Linked DNA regions of Homo sapiens: region 1 is linked to region 2. A link is a contact called in ENCODE Hi-C or POLR2A ChIA-PET data. All regions are on one chromosome and are shown on one strand. Each heading gives the region's core, a stretch centred on a gene start or an enhancer-like site at or near the end of the contact. The rest is flanking DNA. Distances are from core to core; before and after follow the strand shown.

Evidence for each region. Hi-C counts contacts between places; a loop is a spot of excess contacts on that map. ChIA-PET counts read pairs that join two places held with the same protein, here RNA polymerase II (POLR2A). Pooled maps may share reads with other maps.
Region 1: a map of CD8-positive, alpha-beta T cell shows a loop between it and region 2 (5-fold over the local background). The contact joins the promoter of PDPR here to the enhancer-like site in region 2. A Hi-C loop is called at or near these places in 2 of 168 maps with a recorded cell type or tissue (CD8-positive, alpha-beta T cell and naive thymus-derived CD4-positive, alpha-beta T cell) and 6 of 50 pooled maps. POLR2A ChIA-PET finds 5 or more read pairs at or near these places in 2 of 52 experiments (BJ and CD4-positive, alpha-beta T cell).

What each region holds. Positions count from the first base shown.
Region 1 is chr16:70,111,765-70,119,402 of GRCh38, forward strand. PDPR (pyruvate dehydrogenase phosphatase regulatory subunit) reads left to right here and starts at 2,568. Exons shown (of 19, transcript NM_017990.5): 1 at 2,568-2,676; 2 at 3,057-3,166. RefSeq lists enhancers at 2,532-2,581, 3,102-4,044.
Region 2 is chr16:70,020,607-70,028,473 of GRCh38, forward strand. It overlaps the pseudogene PDXDC2P-NPIPB14P and the pseudogene PDXDC2P. Among named protein-coding and RNA genes, the nearest start is that of MIR1972-2, 5.8 kb to the right of the region's middle. Within about 2 kb of position 6,033, at least 3 of the 41 ENCODE cell types and tissues checked have a DNase peak (open chromatin) inside an H3K27ac peak, as active enhancers do; they include CD8-positive, alpha-beta T cell, where a contact is called at or near this core.

The DNA.
Region 1 (7,638 bases), core at 1,318-3,817, 88 kb after region 2:
GTGGCACGCGCCTGAGGTCTCAGCTATTCGGGAGGCTGAGGTGGGAGAATCGCTAGAGCCCAGGAAGTTAAGACTGCAGTGAGCCGTGATTGCACCACTGTGCTCCAGCCTGGGTGACAGGGTGAGAGCTAATCTCAAAAAATAAAAATAGGCTGGACGCGGTGGCTCACGCCTGTAATTCCAGCACTTTGGGAGGCCTAGGTGGGCAGATCACGAGGTCAGGAGTTTGAGACCAGCCTGGCCAACATAGCGAAACCCTGTCTCTAATAAAAATACAAAAATTAGCCCAGCGTGGTGGCGCACGCCTGTACAGTCCCAGCTACTGGGGAGGCTGAGGTAGGAGAATCCCCTGAACCTGGGAGGCAGAGGTTGCAGTGAACCGAGACCACACCATTGCACTCCAGCCTGGGCAACAGAGTGAGCCTCCATCTAAAAAATAATAATAAAATAAAAACACTCAATCCCCTAGAAAAAATAGTGCATCAGTGGTTATGAGAACCTACTAAGGACAAGACCCATCTTTGACAATGAAAGGGGCCTTAGGACTTACTTCCCTTTTTTTTTTTTTTTTGAGACAGTCTCGCTCTGTCGCCTAGGCTAGAGTGCAGTGACACAATCTTGGCTCACTGCAACCTCCGCCTCCTGGGTTTAAGCAATTCTCCTGTCCCAGCCTCCCAAAGTAGCTGGGATTACAGGCATGTGCCACCACGCCCAGCTAATTTTTGTATTTTTTAGTAGAGATGGGGTTTCACCATATTGATCAGGCTGGTCTCGAACTTCTGACCTCACGTGATCCAACTGCCTTGGCCTCCCAAAGTGCTGGCATTACAGGCATGAGCCACCGCACCCAGCCTGACTTAGCATTTTGGAGTGGAGGCCGATCATGGTGATGGAGAAGGAAATCAGGGACAGATCTACACCATTTGTTTGCTATTTACTGCACGTAAACAGAATGAAATCAACACATTAAGTATTTCACTTGATTTCATCCACCATCTCCTGCAGACAACCAGGTTTCTCCCAAATTCATGTGCCTGGAAATGGCTTGAACCAAATGGTTCATGAGGAAAACCTGTGATATTTTTCATGAAATCGCCACATCTGGGCATCAGGAAAGCCTTCCCCGAGAATGTCTCAAATTGGTCAGCCGTTTTCTCTTTTTTTAGACAGGTAGGTGTCCCCAAGCATTCAATCCTAGCTAAAATATGGAAGTATTTATCTAGCACAGGAGCCTATGGCATAGTTTCAGTCCACTGTCTGGCAGACCTCATCTGGGCTGTCTTTGTGTGATTTGACTGGCCAGTAAATGGGGTATAAACTATGTAGGCTGTGGCCTGGCCTTGTGACAGAGGGGTCCCTGGAACTTGACTGCCACTCCCTAAGAGCAGAAACCGCCTCTTTCTTGTACATTGCTGGATCCCATCATCCTGCACAGTGCCTGGCTACAGGTGGCCAGCAATAAAACACAAGATTGGGGCAGGCACAGTGGCTCACGCCTGTAATCCCAGGACTTTGGGAGGCTGAGATGGAAGGATCACTTGAGGCCAGGAGTTCAGGCCCAGCCTAGGCAACATAGTGAGCCTATCTCTACAAAAAAAAAATTTTTTTTAAATTAATAAAACACAAGATTGGTTTGTGTGGTGAGACAGTATTGAATCCAACAAACGGGAACTGGATAGTGTGGCCCAAGATGCAATGGTGGCTGCAGCATGAGACCCTTATGCATATAATATTCAGTGGAAGAGGTGCCAGGCACTGTTCTGGGTGCTGAGAATAAAGCTATGCATAAGACTAAGGTTCTGTCGACAGAGATCGTGTCACACCAGTGGAAAAGACAGTCATCAAACTTATATCCTTGAGTCAGTGATGAGTTCTAGAAGGAAAGAAAAGGCTGATGTGACAGTGAGGAAGGGATGAGTGGAGACTTCTCTGAGACTTCAGTGATTCCTCTTCCTCTGAGCTGAGCCAAGCTGAGAAGCTGAGAAGAGTAAGATAGGGCCGGGAACTCAGGTCCGTTAGTCCGTCCTCCGAGGTGGGGCGGGCCAGCAGAATGGATTTCCGATCTACTCTGTGAGAGCCTCGCCCAAGAAAGCCCAGAGCCACTTCCAAGATCCGCGCTCCCACGGCGATGAGAAGCGTTTTCCCCCGGGACTGCTTGGCTTAGGACTGGGGACCCACTGGCTTTGGAGTAAGCCCTGGCACGGGCCTCGAGGGAAGAAAGAACTCCCGCGCTCCCCACACTCCACAGGGCCTGCGATCATCTCAGATGTTCCGGTTCCACGTGCAGAAACCCCGCCGGTCCGAGGCCCCGGTTCTAAAACGGCCCTAAGAGTCAAGGCTTCCACAGCTCGCCTCTGAGGGTGGCAAAGAGGCCGCGGGGGCGGTGCCTCGCGAGACCCAAACAAGCCCACGTGGCAGGGGCGGGGCTCCGCGAAGGCGTCACGGCGCGCTCGTGCGCTGCTGAGGTCACGCGCCGGCAGTACCCTTGCCCGGGGGCCGTAAAGCGCGGAAGGTCGCGGTCTCGGCTTCCCCGGAACTTTTTGCTCGCTTCGCCCCGCCCCCTTCCCATCCCCGAACCCCGCTTTCCGGCCCGCGGCGACCCCAGGCAACTGTTGTGGCTGCCGCATTGCTCCCGCCGGGCTGTAGCTGAGCGCGGAGCCCGTGGGGACCGGTGAGGTAAGGAGATAGCTTCGGGGCAACTCTGGCCTCCCCGTCCGCGCGGGCCTAAGCGCCCCGGGACCCCTGGGTTCCCCTCTTTCTCCTTTGGTTTCGCCCGGGGGTGGTCCCCGCTAGCTCACGCTTCCAGTGGGTTCCGCCTGGCCTCTCGCGAAGTCGCGTCCGGGCGCCAGTACTCGTCCCCGTAAGGTTGTCCGCTCGTGCCTTGGCTTGTGTTCTCGGCTACCCCTGGGCGTGCGCACCGCTCCTCCAGGAGCCTGCACTTCAGCCCCGATGCCAGGGCGGCCGGGGTGACCTCGGGCTCCCCCGTCTCGGGCTTGCACACCCCTGCGGCGCAGAGCCAACTCCAGCTTGTCTAGCCCGGTCCTCCATCCCTGCAGATGGAACTGTTTTCCCGCGTTGAGACGTGCGGTCCGCTTGTGCTTTTAGAACTAAAGACTGCTGCAGAGTCCGGAGGAAGAAGTCACCTAGAAAAATCTGGGACAGGGCAGTAAGCTTCCTTCTTAATGTTTGACCTTTGGGGGCCGATGTGTGATACCTCGGATTTGAATCAAGAATCTCCAAGCCCATTTTCCGCATGCATGTAAACGTGATGTACCGGGATGGGGTCTGGTGGTGGAGGAGGAGCCAGCCTGACGGATAAGCTTTTCCAGTGGCAGGGACTTGTGTTAATTTCTTTTTTCTTTTTTTTTCTTTTTTCCGAGACAGAGTTTCACTCTGTCGCCCAGGCGGGAGTGCAGTGGCGCGATCTCGGCTCACTGCAACCTCTGCCTCCTGGGTTCAAGCAATTCTCCTGCCTCAGCCTCCCAAGTAGCTGGGAATACAGGTGTGCGCCACCACGCCCGGCTAATTTTTGTGTTTTTAGTAGAGACGGGGTTTCACTATGTTGGCCAGGCTGGTCTCGAACTCCTGACCTCGTGATTCTCCCGCCTCAGCCTCCCAAAGTGCTGGGATTACAGGCGTGAGCCACTGCGCTCGGCCAACTTGTGTTAATTTCTTAAACTTGCGTGATCACCTGGTGTACTTGTTGAAAAATACAGCTCCCTGGAGTGGCAGGATCAGAATCTGCCGAGGTGGACCGTGGGAATCTGTCATTTTTAAACAAGTGTCCCAGGTGGTTCTTTTGCTGAGGCAAGTGTGGGAAATGTTGTGTGAACCCACGCTCATCCAGTCTTCCTTGTGACCGGCAGTCCACTGTGCGCAACGCTGCAGCCATACAGAGGGACAACTCGAAGTTAGAACTAGCACCTTGGTCTTGTTGGAATAAGCAGATCTGAGTAGAGCCAGCTGCAGTCTTATGGTTGTTTAGCAGAAGTTATTCTTCTTAGCAGAGAATATTATACGGTCATTTTCCAGAACTGTAAAAACTCTATCATTTGTTTTAAACCAGATGATGTGCTTCATTTCTGTCTTTGACGTCTTCAGTTTCTTCTCCCCTGGCTTTACCTCCTTTGTTATCAGTTTGTGCTTTGGTTTTGCTGCCAACCTTATAGGTTTAGGTTTGGCGGCAAAGGCACTAGACTCTGGTGCCTTCTTTTCCTTCGTTGTCTTAAGCCCTTCTTTTCCTCTGCCCTCATGCCCTCACCACTTCACTCTTTTGAAGGTCATAATGAACACAAGGTCAGAGATCCCTTTTTTGGCGCCAAGCACCCTGGGCTTTTTTGAGATGGAGTCTCACTGTGTCACCCAGGCAGTGGCGCGAATCTGCCCACTGCAGCCTCCATCTCCCTGGTTGAAGCAATTTTCCTGTCTCAGCCTCCTGAGTAGCTGGGACTACAGGTGCAAGCCACGACACCTGGCTAATTTTTCTGTTTTTAGTAGAGACGGGGTTTCACCATGCTGATCAGGCTGGTCTCAAACTCCTGACCTCAAATAATCCACCCACCTTGGCCTCCCAAAGTGCTAGGATTACAGGTGTGAGCCCCTGCGCCTGGCCTTTCTTTGTTTTGTTTTGTTTAAGACAGAGTCTCACTGTGTCACCCAGGCAGGAGTGCAGTAGCATAATCTCGGCTCACTGCAACCTCTGTCTCCCAGGCTCAAGCGATCCTCCTACCTCAGGAGTTCAGGACCAGCCTGGGCAACATAGTGAGCCCCTCTCTACAAAAAAAAAAAAAAAATTAAAAAAATTAATAAAACACAAGATTGGCCTGTGTGGTGAGAGAGTATTGAATCCAACAAACGGGAACTGGTTAGTGAGGCCCAAGATGCAATGGTGGCCGCACCATGAGTACCTGGGACCACAGGTGCGTGCCACCACACCCAGCTAATTTTTTGTATCTTTGGTAGAGACGGGGTTTCACCATGTTTGCCAGGCTGGTCTCCAACTTCCGACCTCAAATGATCTACCCGCCTCGGCCTCCCAAAGTGCTGAGATAACAGGCGTGAGACATGGCGCCCGGCCTAAAGTTTTTTTTTTAATTCCACCTTAAAACTCATCTGTTACTGTGTTTGTTCTGCCACCTTTGCAATTCCCTTTCTCTGTTAGGGGAATGTGCTTAATGGTTCAGTCCTCACAGCTGTCCTTTCCTTACCATCTGCTTTTATTTGAAAGGTAGCGTGGAGTCATGATTAAATAGCCGGCCACTAATGCCAAATTGGCAGGGTTCTGCTACTCAACAGTTTGGTAGGACCTTGGGTGAGTCACTTCCACTTATCTGTGCCTGTTTCCTCAAGTGTAGAATAGAAATGCTAGTATCTACCTCATAAGGTTGTGAGGATTAAATTAGTTATATATATAGGCAGTATCTGGTGCATTGTAACTACTTATAAAAATATTAGCTTTAAAAATTATTTGCCGGTCACAGTGGCTCATGCCTGTAATCCCAGCACTTTGGGAGGCCAAGGCAGGCGGATCACGAGGTCGGGAGATTGAGACCATCCTGGCTAACATGGTGAAACCCCGTCTCTCCTAAAAATTAAAAAAAAAAATTAGCCAGGCATGGTGGTGGGTGCCTGTAGTCCCAGCTACTCAGGAGGCTGAGGCAGGAGAATGGCATCAACCCAGGAGGCAGAGCTTGCAGTGAGCTGAGATCGCACCACTGCACTCCAGCCTGGGCGACAGAGCGAGACTCCATCTCAAAAAAAATAAATAAGATGTCAAAGAGGCTGTGACCTGAGGAGATTACCTGTATTTGGGGGAGAGGTGGCAGGAACCATGCCAGGAGGGAACAGCATGCACAGAACCTGGAGCCGAATAGAACACTCACGCCTCACCTGATATGTTTGACGAATTACAGGTTGTTCAGTCTGGTTTGGTCAGAGTGTGAGGAAAGGAGAAATGAGACCACAGATAAGAACCAGAGTGTGAAGGATCTTGCACTTGATATGAAAAGAGTTTTGCCTTTTTCCTGAGGGCATCAGAAAGTCATTAAGGTGGGTGTGGTGGTTCACGCCTATAATCCCAGCACTTTGGGAGGCCAAGGCCAGTGGATCACCTGAGGTCAGGAGTTCAAGACCAGCCTAATCAACATGGTGAAACCCTGTCTGTACTAAAAATACAAAAAGTAACTGGGCGTGGTGGCGCGTGCTTGTAGTTCCAGCTGTTCAGGAGGCCGAGGCAGGAGAATTGCTTGAACCTGGGATGCAGAGGTTGCAGTGAGCCGAGATCACACCGCTGCACTCCCAGCTGGGCGACAGAGTGAGACTCTGTCTCAAAAAAAAAAAAAAAATTGCTGAGGAAAAGCAGCAAAAAGGGAGGGAAACGTTGCAGGTACATGAAAGAGAGATAGCAGTTGATGGAGCTAGGGTCAAGAGAAGAGAGGAGGAAGTGGGATCCAGGGCCCTTGGGGGAGATTAACTTTCCAGTGGATAAAAGAAGGAAGGAAGAGATGGTTGCAGATGCAAGTGGGTCTATAGGAAGGGTTTCAGGGAATGAGATGAGCCAGGTTATCTGCTTAGAATGAGGGAAGAAAGGAGGTGAAATTGAAGGTTGAGAGAGGAATAGCTGGGCTCTGAACCTGAATACAGACAGAGGTCTGCCTGTGGCTTAACATGTGCTAGCCTAAGCCACCAAGGAGCAGGACAGTTTTCAAGTATAACCGAGTGGTCACGGGTCAGAAGCCAGGAGGTTGACAGTGAGGTCAATGGGACGGGGCTGGCCATTTGGCAGCAGCAGTTCCCCAGGAGAGCTGTGTTGCCATTGGGACAGAGGGTAGAGAGAATGTCAGCAAAGGGGTGGGTGTTTACCTTTGGGAAAGGTATTCTGGAGGGTGCAGTAGAGGGGCTTGAAGGAGAGGAAAGCAAAGAGAGCTTGGGCCACGGGAAATAAATTGGTCACGTGGAGATGAGATTATGGAAAGACTAGCCGGGTAGAGAAGCTTCTGTTTTGAGATGGTGCTTAACAGGGACCAGGGATGAGAGGCATGGTGGCAACCACAAGGTGGCCAAGACAATTTGTCTCCAGTTGGATGGGATGTCTGCCTGGACACAGTCTGTGCTTGCATTGGTTGCAATTCTGAGAGTCATCTCTGATGGATGGACATAGATACCTTGGCCTTGGACAATTTGTGCTGACTGTGGAGCATCTGTGGGTCCTGTGGCTGGCAGTGGAGGCGGTAAGGAGATGACTAGCAGTGAGCTACCCTAAGGCCCCCTTGTCTACCGCCTCTCGTCTCAAAGTCCTCATCCTCCTGTACACATGACTGCATGGACAGCCAGTAGGTGCTTTCTTCTTCAGTTTCTTGAAACTTGAACAGTCATCTGTTTTGCTGATAGATTAAGTTTGTTAAAACCCTGCCTTGTCCAAGGGCAGTGGTTCATGCCTGTAATCTCAACACTTTGGGAGACCAAGGTGGGAGGATCACTTGAGCCTAGGAAGTCAACTCTGTTTTTCTTATAATTCTACCATCCGCTCTCCACCATGGAGCCAGACTGACCTTTGGAAAACATCCCCCAACCCCCCACCGCCAAAAAAAACAAAGAAAAGAAAAACATCCCAGATCATTTCATTCCCCTGCTAGTGAT
Region 2 (7,867 bases), core at 4,783-7,282:
TAGGGCTCAGCTCTAACCCTGAGTAAACATGACCCTGTTTTTTGGCTTTTTTTTTTTTTTTTTTTTGAGACGGAGCCTCGCTCTGTCACCCAGGCTGGAGTGCAGTGGCGCGATCTCGGCTCACTGCAAGCTCTGCCTCCCGGGTTCGCACCATTCTCCGGCCTCAGCCTCCTGAGCAGCTGGGACTACAGGCGCCCGCCACCACGCCCAGCTAATTTTTTGTATTTTTAGTAGAGACGGGGTTTCACCGTGTTAGCCAGGATGGTCTTGATCTCACGACCTCGTCATCCGCCCGCTTCAGCCTCCCAAAGTGCTGGAATTACAAGTGTGAGCCACCGTGCCCAGCCTGTTTTTTTGCTTTCTAAATGCTATGATCTGAATATTTATGTCCCCGCAAAACTCCTATGTGGAAACCTAATCCCAAATGAGTTGAGGCCTTTGGGAGGTGATTAGGGCATGAGGATGGAACCCTCACAAACAGGATTAGTGACCTTCTGAAAGAGGCTCAAGGGACTGTGCTCACCCCTTCTGCCATGTGAGGCCACATGCAAGGTACTATCTATGAGGACGGGCCCTCACCAGACATGGAATCTCCTGGCACCTTGATCTGAGACTTCTCACGTCCAGAACTGTAAGCAATAAATGTCTGTTGTTTATAAATTACCCACTCTAAGGTATTTTGTTATAGAAGGCTGAATGCTCTAAAACACTGAAATATAGCATAATTATATATTTTTCACAATTAGAACACACCTAAAATGGAGAGAGAATTAGAATTGTCCCCAAGAGCCCTGCAATTTGGAAACCCAAGCCAGCTGGTTTTTAAAATATCCATGCCCTCCATAACCACCCTGTGACCTTCCTGTTCCCTCACCGTAGTCAGTCAATCAAGGGGAACACTCGCTCCCCACCCCTCCATCTTTTGCACACTTCTCCACTCCTTGGAAGTCATCTGTGACTTCTTTTCTGATCCCATGCTGACAGTGGTGTTCCTTTTCATCTGATTTCATCTGCACACAAATGCTGGGACAGACAACCCAGCACTTTCTCCCAGAACTTTGAACAAGAAATATTTACATGCAGGGCGATTAGTCTCTGGCTCATGAGACAGTCAATCCAGACAACAACACTCTTGATGGAAGGTACAGAAATGAGATGTTTTTCTGTCTCTGCTGTGGCCAAGGAGTCTTTCATTTAAATGTCAGGCTTCTACTCACCAGTTGACAGGCATGCTTGATCCTCTCCACAAACCCATCAAGTCCCAAGTATTGTAAAGATAACCACAGAGGCAGGGCACGGAGTTTGTCTGTGGGCTTATTTGATATAAGACCAGCAACTAAAGTCTAAAAAAGCCAAAAGAGGTTTATTAATCAAAGCCATTGCAATCTCATAATAGAACTAACCAGCTACCATTTGCTACCCACTTAGTGTGGGCTAGATGCCATACTAGTCACTAGGCTTGCATTATCCATGTGATCTTCCAACAACTCTGTGAGCTAAGTATTCTAGGTAACTTCACTCAGAGACCTCGGTTTGTCCAAGGGTTCACAGCTCAGGAGTGGCAAAGCCAGGAAAAGCCAGTGGAAAACCCAGATGGGTCACATCCCAGAACCTAGGAGACTCCCCACTTCGAAGGTAGCTCTGAGCATCCTCAAACACCTGGCCATTATTAACTGAGCAAGACAGCATTGTTTTAGCAGAAATCACTTAAACCTTATTTTGCACGCTGACCTATATTATCAAGAACCACATTATTATTATTTTTTGTGTGTGACAGGTTTCGTTTTCATTCTGTCACCCAGGCTGCAGTGCAGTGGTGTGATCATAGCTCAATGCAGCCTTGATCTCCAGGGCTCAATCAGCCCTCCCACATTAGCCTCATGAGTAGCTGAGACTACAGGCTCACACCACCATGCCTAGCCAATTCTTTGTTGTTGTTTTTTTTTATAGAGACGAGGTTTCACCATGTTGCCCAGGCTGGTCTCAAACTCCTAGGCTCAAGCGATCTGCCTGCCTCAACCTTCCAAAGTGCTGGGATTACAGGCATGAGCCACCACGCCTGGCCCACAACTACGATTAAAAAAAAAAAAAAAAATGTGGCCAGGTGCGATGGCTCATGCCTGTAATCCCAGCACTTTGGGAGGCCGAGGCAGGCAGATCACCTGAGATCAGGAGTTCAATATGACCAACGTGGTGAAACACTGCCTCTACTAAAAATACAAAATAAGCCGGGCGTGGTGGCGCATGCCTGTAATCCCAGCTACTTGGGAGGCTGAGGCAAGAGAATCACTTGAACCCAGGAGGTGGAGGTTGCAGTGAGCCAAGATCATCTCACCATTGCACTCCAGCCTGGGTGACAGAGCGAGACTCCATATCAAAAAAAAAAAAAAAAAAAAAGTTACAACCTATTGGACAATGTGGATCAGGAGGCTTAAAACTCCCCCACTCAGTCATTCCACATCTGGGAACCTATTCTAAGGAAATAATTAGAAACACAGAAAGACGTTCACTGCTTCATTATTTCAGTAACAAAACACTGAAAACATCCTATAAGTTCATAAATGGAGAATAATTAAATTGTGACAGAATATTATACAATCATAAAATGTCATTAAAAAAAGTCTCACCTTACAAGTTTCTCTTTAAAAAAATGAAATAGAAGTGAAATTATGGGTATTTTTCACTTTTTCCTGTATTTTTCTGGATTTTGCCCCCAAAGCCAATAATGTGTATTAGCCACACCCACTCCCTCCGCAGTGAGGGGAAACTTACCAAGGCAGGGTCGTGTTTATACAGTGTCACCGCAGGAACAGCTGGCAAACCCAGCCACGGGCCAGGAGTCATCGTCATGCTATCACATTTGGCTGCAGCCTACCAAAACAAGAACAACTCTTTGTTAGATTATCAGAATACACAAACCTAACACCCTCCTCCATTCATAAAAACTGTGAAGAGCCAGGAGGGATTGAGTGATTTTAAATTCATTCTTAAAAACACCAATATTCAGTAAATCAACAACATACCAGCACTGATGAGGAGACATAACCCAGAGCCAATGTTGCCAGATTCACACTGGAAGAAAAAACACCAGTCTAAGAACTAATTATTTAATGTTGCTTACTCACCATGTACTTAAAAAAATAAAGGCTGTGCTGTTGCAAGTTGACACTTAAGTATATTTTTAATGTTATTAGCTTTCATAACAGCAACAGAAGGTGTGCTTTATACATATGAAGGAAAATCCTGAAAATGCACTTTAATAAAAGTGTGTCTCAGGAACTATCCCCGCTCATTTAATATAATGGGAGTATTATTCTCTTTCATGGATCTTATTTTCCAGTTTTATCATTCTTTACTTGGGGATCAAAAAGAAACCTCCCTGTATGATGTGGTGGATATGGGCTACTCTGGCTGCCCACGTCCGTTCCCCCTGCTTCTCTTAATGGCCCTACAATAGCCTTCCGGGGCGCCACCTCCATTTCTTCCAGCAGAACATGAGCTTTGTGGGGAGGAGACACCACTATCTGCTCCAGAGGAGGGCAAAGAACCTGAACTATCAGAGGATTACTTCTCCCTGGCCACAGTGGCTGGTTCAATATGAGACTTCTGTTAGGACTTCCAGCTGACCACGAAGCTGGAAAGAAGGATGGAGTTTCTGCAGCTACTTTGCACTGTAACAGGAAGATCTGTCCACAGGTAGAGGAAACCAAGCCCAGTGCCTGTGACTGGGGGAGCAGAGGTGGGAGTAACACACTGGATCCTGGTTGATGTTGTGCCTGAGGCAGTCATAACACTGCTCTTTGTAGTTATGTGAGCCAGTAAGATCTCTTTGGGCTTAAGCCAATTTGGGTTATTTTGTGATCTGTGACCCGAAGAGCCCTTCGTGATAAATGTCACCAAAGTGAGAGCCTGGATGTCCAGTCCTCATGAGGACTCTGTGCAGGCCCGAATGGAGCCACCAGCCTCACCGCCGGCTTACCCCTCCACATGAAGCCATATGCCATACTGCTCACAGAGTTCTTTCAATCTCCCAATCTTGTCTGTGTGTCCTACTGCTGCCGTTCCTAGGATAAAACAAATCAGGGCATTAAAAGGAACAAATGTTTTCTAAGGCTTTATACCTTAAACACTTTTATACACATTATCGCCCTAGGAGGGAAGTGACTTATTATATCCCTATTTTATTGAGATTTTCTTTGTGGAAGGACTTAAAATCAGTGTTTGTGAGTTGACTTATTACAAGCTTTGAAGAGTATGTAATCTCTATTACATGTATCTAATTATGTCATTGAAATCTTTTATATACTTATTTTCTATCTACTTGATCTGCTGACTCATGAGAAATATATTCAAATCTCCCACCAAGATTGTGGTTTGTCAATATATACTTGTGTTACATCAGACTTTTCCTTTAGCTTTCCTTTATATATTTTAAAGTTATGTTCACAAGCATTCATAACTGTTTTTTTTTTTTTTTTTTTGAGATGGAGTCTCACACTGTCGCCCAGGCTAGAGTGCAGTGGCATGATCTCAACTCTGCAACCTCCACCTCCCAGGTTCAAGCAATTCTCCTCGCCTCAGCCTCCCAAGTAGGTGGGATTACAGGCACCGGCCACCACGCCCGGCTAATTTTTTTGTATTTTTAGTAGAGACGGGGTTTCACTACGTTGGCCAGGCTGGTCTCGAACTCCTGACCTCGTGATCCACCTGCCTCGGCCTTCCAAAGTGCTGGGATTATAAGCATGAGCCACCGTGCCCAGCAGGTATAACTGTTATTTCTTTTAGGAGATTACATCTTTCATCAATATGAAGTCTATTTTATCCCACACTAATATGGCTATGGTACTTTCATTTTGTCAGCATTTGTCCAAGATAAACTTTTCCACCTTTTTATTTTATCGTCACTTCCTGGATTATTTTGATTTAGATATGCCCTTTATAAAAATCATATAGGTGGGCTGGGCACAGTGGCTCACACCTGTAATCCCAGCACTCTGGGAGGCCCAGGCGGGTGGATCACAAGGTCAGGAGATCGAGACCATCCTGGCTAACACGGTGAAATCCTGTCTCTACTAAAAATACAAAAACAAAATTAGCAGGGTGTAGTGGTGGGTGCCTATAGTCCCAGGTACTCGGGGGGCTGAGGCGGGAGAATGGCGTGAACCCGGGAGGCAGAGCTTGCAGTGAGCTGAGATCGTGCCACTGCACTCCAGCCTGGGCAACAAAGCGAGACTCCAGCTCAAAAAACAAACAAAACATATAGATGAATTTGTTTTGTTTCCACCCAGGTTCTTTGTAATACAGAACATGCATTCTGAAGCCAGCTTAAGCATATTAAGCACTTTCAGCCGCTCCCTTGGTAATTGATTGCACTACAGATTTTGCTGGGGAGATCCCTTTTCAGAGAGAGCTTAGTTAAAACGTGGAGTCAGGCATCCCCCAACCGTCCTCAATTTCCAGTTAGCAGCAAGCCAACTAAAAAGATTTCAAACCCTCACCAACGGCCTCAACAAACACAGCTAAAGAAAGTAGTTCTTTTGTAAGGTCTATGCCAGGAAAAGGGCTGAAAACTTTTCCCCTCATACCTAAATCTACCTCAAATTAAAAAAAAAAAAAATCTTAACAGACACATTTAGTTTAGCTGAAACAAGATCAAATGTCAATGCATGGGCTGTGCCACAGGCTCTTCCAGCAAAATAAAAGCGTACTGCTGTGTTAGTGCCCGGACCGCATTCAGATTCTCTTTTCATATTTCTTGGCAACGTCTGGTGACTAACCCTTGACATGTGTCTTCTGACATCTGCAACATAATCACACTGGCAAGTCACTCAGTCACATGCAAACTGCAGCCCCTCCAGTTTATCATGTGATTGAATATGGGTGAATTTGTGTTTTTAAACAATAAGGCAGGAAGTGATGGTTTTCCTGTTGGCAATAAAGTGAATATTTATGTGGTTTTTCTATTTTGTCTTTTTTTTTTTTGAGACAGAGTCTCACCCTGTTGCCCAGGCTCACTGCAATCTCAGCCTCCTGGATTCAAGCTATTCTCCCGCCTCGGCCTCCTAAGTAGCTGGGATTACAGGTGCCTGCCACCACAACCAGCTAATTTTTATATTTTTAGTACAGACAGGGTTTCGCCATTTTGGCCAGGCTGGTCTTGAACTCCTGACCTCAGGTGATCTTCCCGCCTTGGCCTCTCAAAGTGCTGGAATTACAGGCATGAGCCACCACACCCAGCCTAAATAAGCAGTTTTATTGTAGTATGATTTTTTTTTTTTTTTTTTTTTTTTGAGACAGAGTCCCTTTCTGTCACCCAGGCTACAGTGCAGTAGTGCGATCTTGGCTCACTGCAACCTCCACCTCCCAGGTTCAAGCAATTCTCCTGCCTCAGCCTCCCAAGTAGCTAGGACTACAGGTGCACACCACCACACCTGGCTAATTTTTGCATTTTTAGTAGAGATGGGGTTTTACCACGTTGGTCAGGCTGGTCTTGAACTCCTGACCTTGTGATCTGCCTGCCTCAGCCTCCCAAAGTGCTGGGACTACAGGCATGAGCTGCCATGCTCGGCCTATTGTAGTATGATTTACATGCAACAAAACTCACTCATGTAAGTATACGGTCCAATGAGTTTTGACAAATATATAGAGCATGTAACCATCAACACAATCAAGATTCAGAATACTTCCATCAACCCCCAAATCCCATCAACCCCAATATAATTACCCTTTCCCTGACTCCTCACTGGCCCTGGAAAATCCTGATCTGCTTCTGTCACTGTAGTTTTTTGCCTTTTTTTTTTTTTTTTTTTTTTTTTGAGATAGGGTCTCACTCTGTCGCCCAGGCTGAAGTGCAGTGGCACAATCTCGGCTCATTGCAAGCTCCGCCTCCCAGGTTCACGCCATTCTCCTGCCTCAGCCTCCCGAGTAGCTGGGACTACAGGTGCCCACCACCACGCCTGGCAAATTTTATTTATTTACTTATTTATTTTTTATAGAGACAGAGTCTCACTGTCACCAAGGCTGGAGTGCAGTGGTGCGATCTCACCTCACTGCAACCTCTGCCTCCCGAGTTCACGCCATTCTCCTGCCTCAGCCTCCCAAGTAGCTGGGACTACAGGTGCCCACCACCACACCCAGCTATTTTTTTTGTATTTTTAGTGGAAATGGGATTTCACCATGTTAGCCAGGATGTCTTGATCTCCTGACCTCAGAATCTGCCCGCCTCGGCCTCCCAAAGTGCCTGGCCTGACATAATATTTTAAAGAATTTTTTTTTTTTTTTTTTTTTTTTTTTAAGAAAGGACCTCGCTCTGTCACCCAGGCTGGGGTATGGTAGCACAATCTTGGCTCACTGCAACCTCTCTCTCCTGGGTTCAAGCCAACCTCCCACCAAAGCCTCTGGAGTAGCTGGGACTACAGGTACACATCACCACACCTGGCTAATGTTTAGTATTTTTTGTAGAGATTTCCTAGGGCTTTCGCCATGTTGCCCAGGCTGGTCTCGAACACCTGAGGGCAATTGATCTCGCCGTCTCAGCCTTCTCAAGTGTTGGGATTACAAGTGTGAGCCACCTGTAATTTCTCTAGTCTAACAGACAGGTAGTAATGTCTCACGGTGATCTTAATTTGCATTTCACTAATGACTAATGATGTTAAACATCTTTTCAAGTGCTATACATTTTCATTTTCTTTGATGAAGTATCTGCTCACATCTGTTGTTCATTTAAAAAACTGTATTGTGGGCCGGGCACAGTGGCTCACACCTGTAATCCCGGCACTTTGGGAGGCCAAGGCAGGCAGATCACCTAAGGTCAGGAGTTCAAGACCAGCCTGGCCAACACGGTGAAACTCCATCTCTACTAAAAATA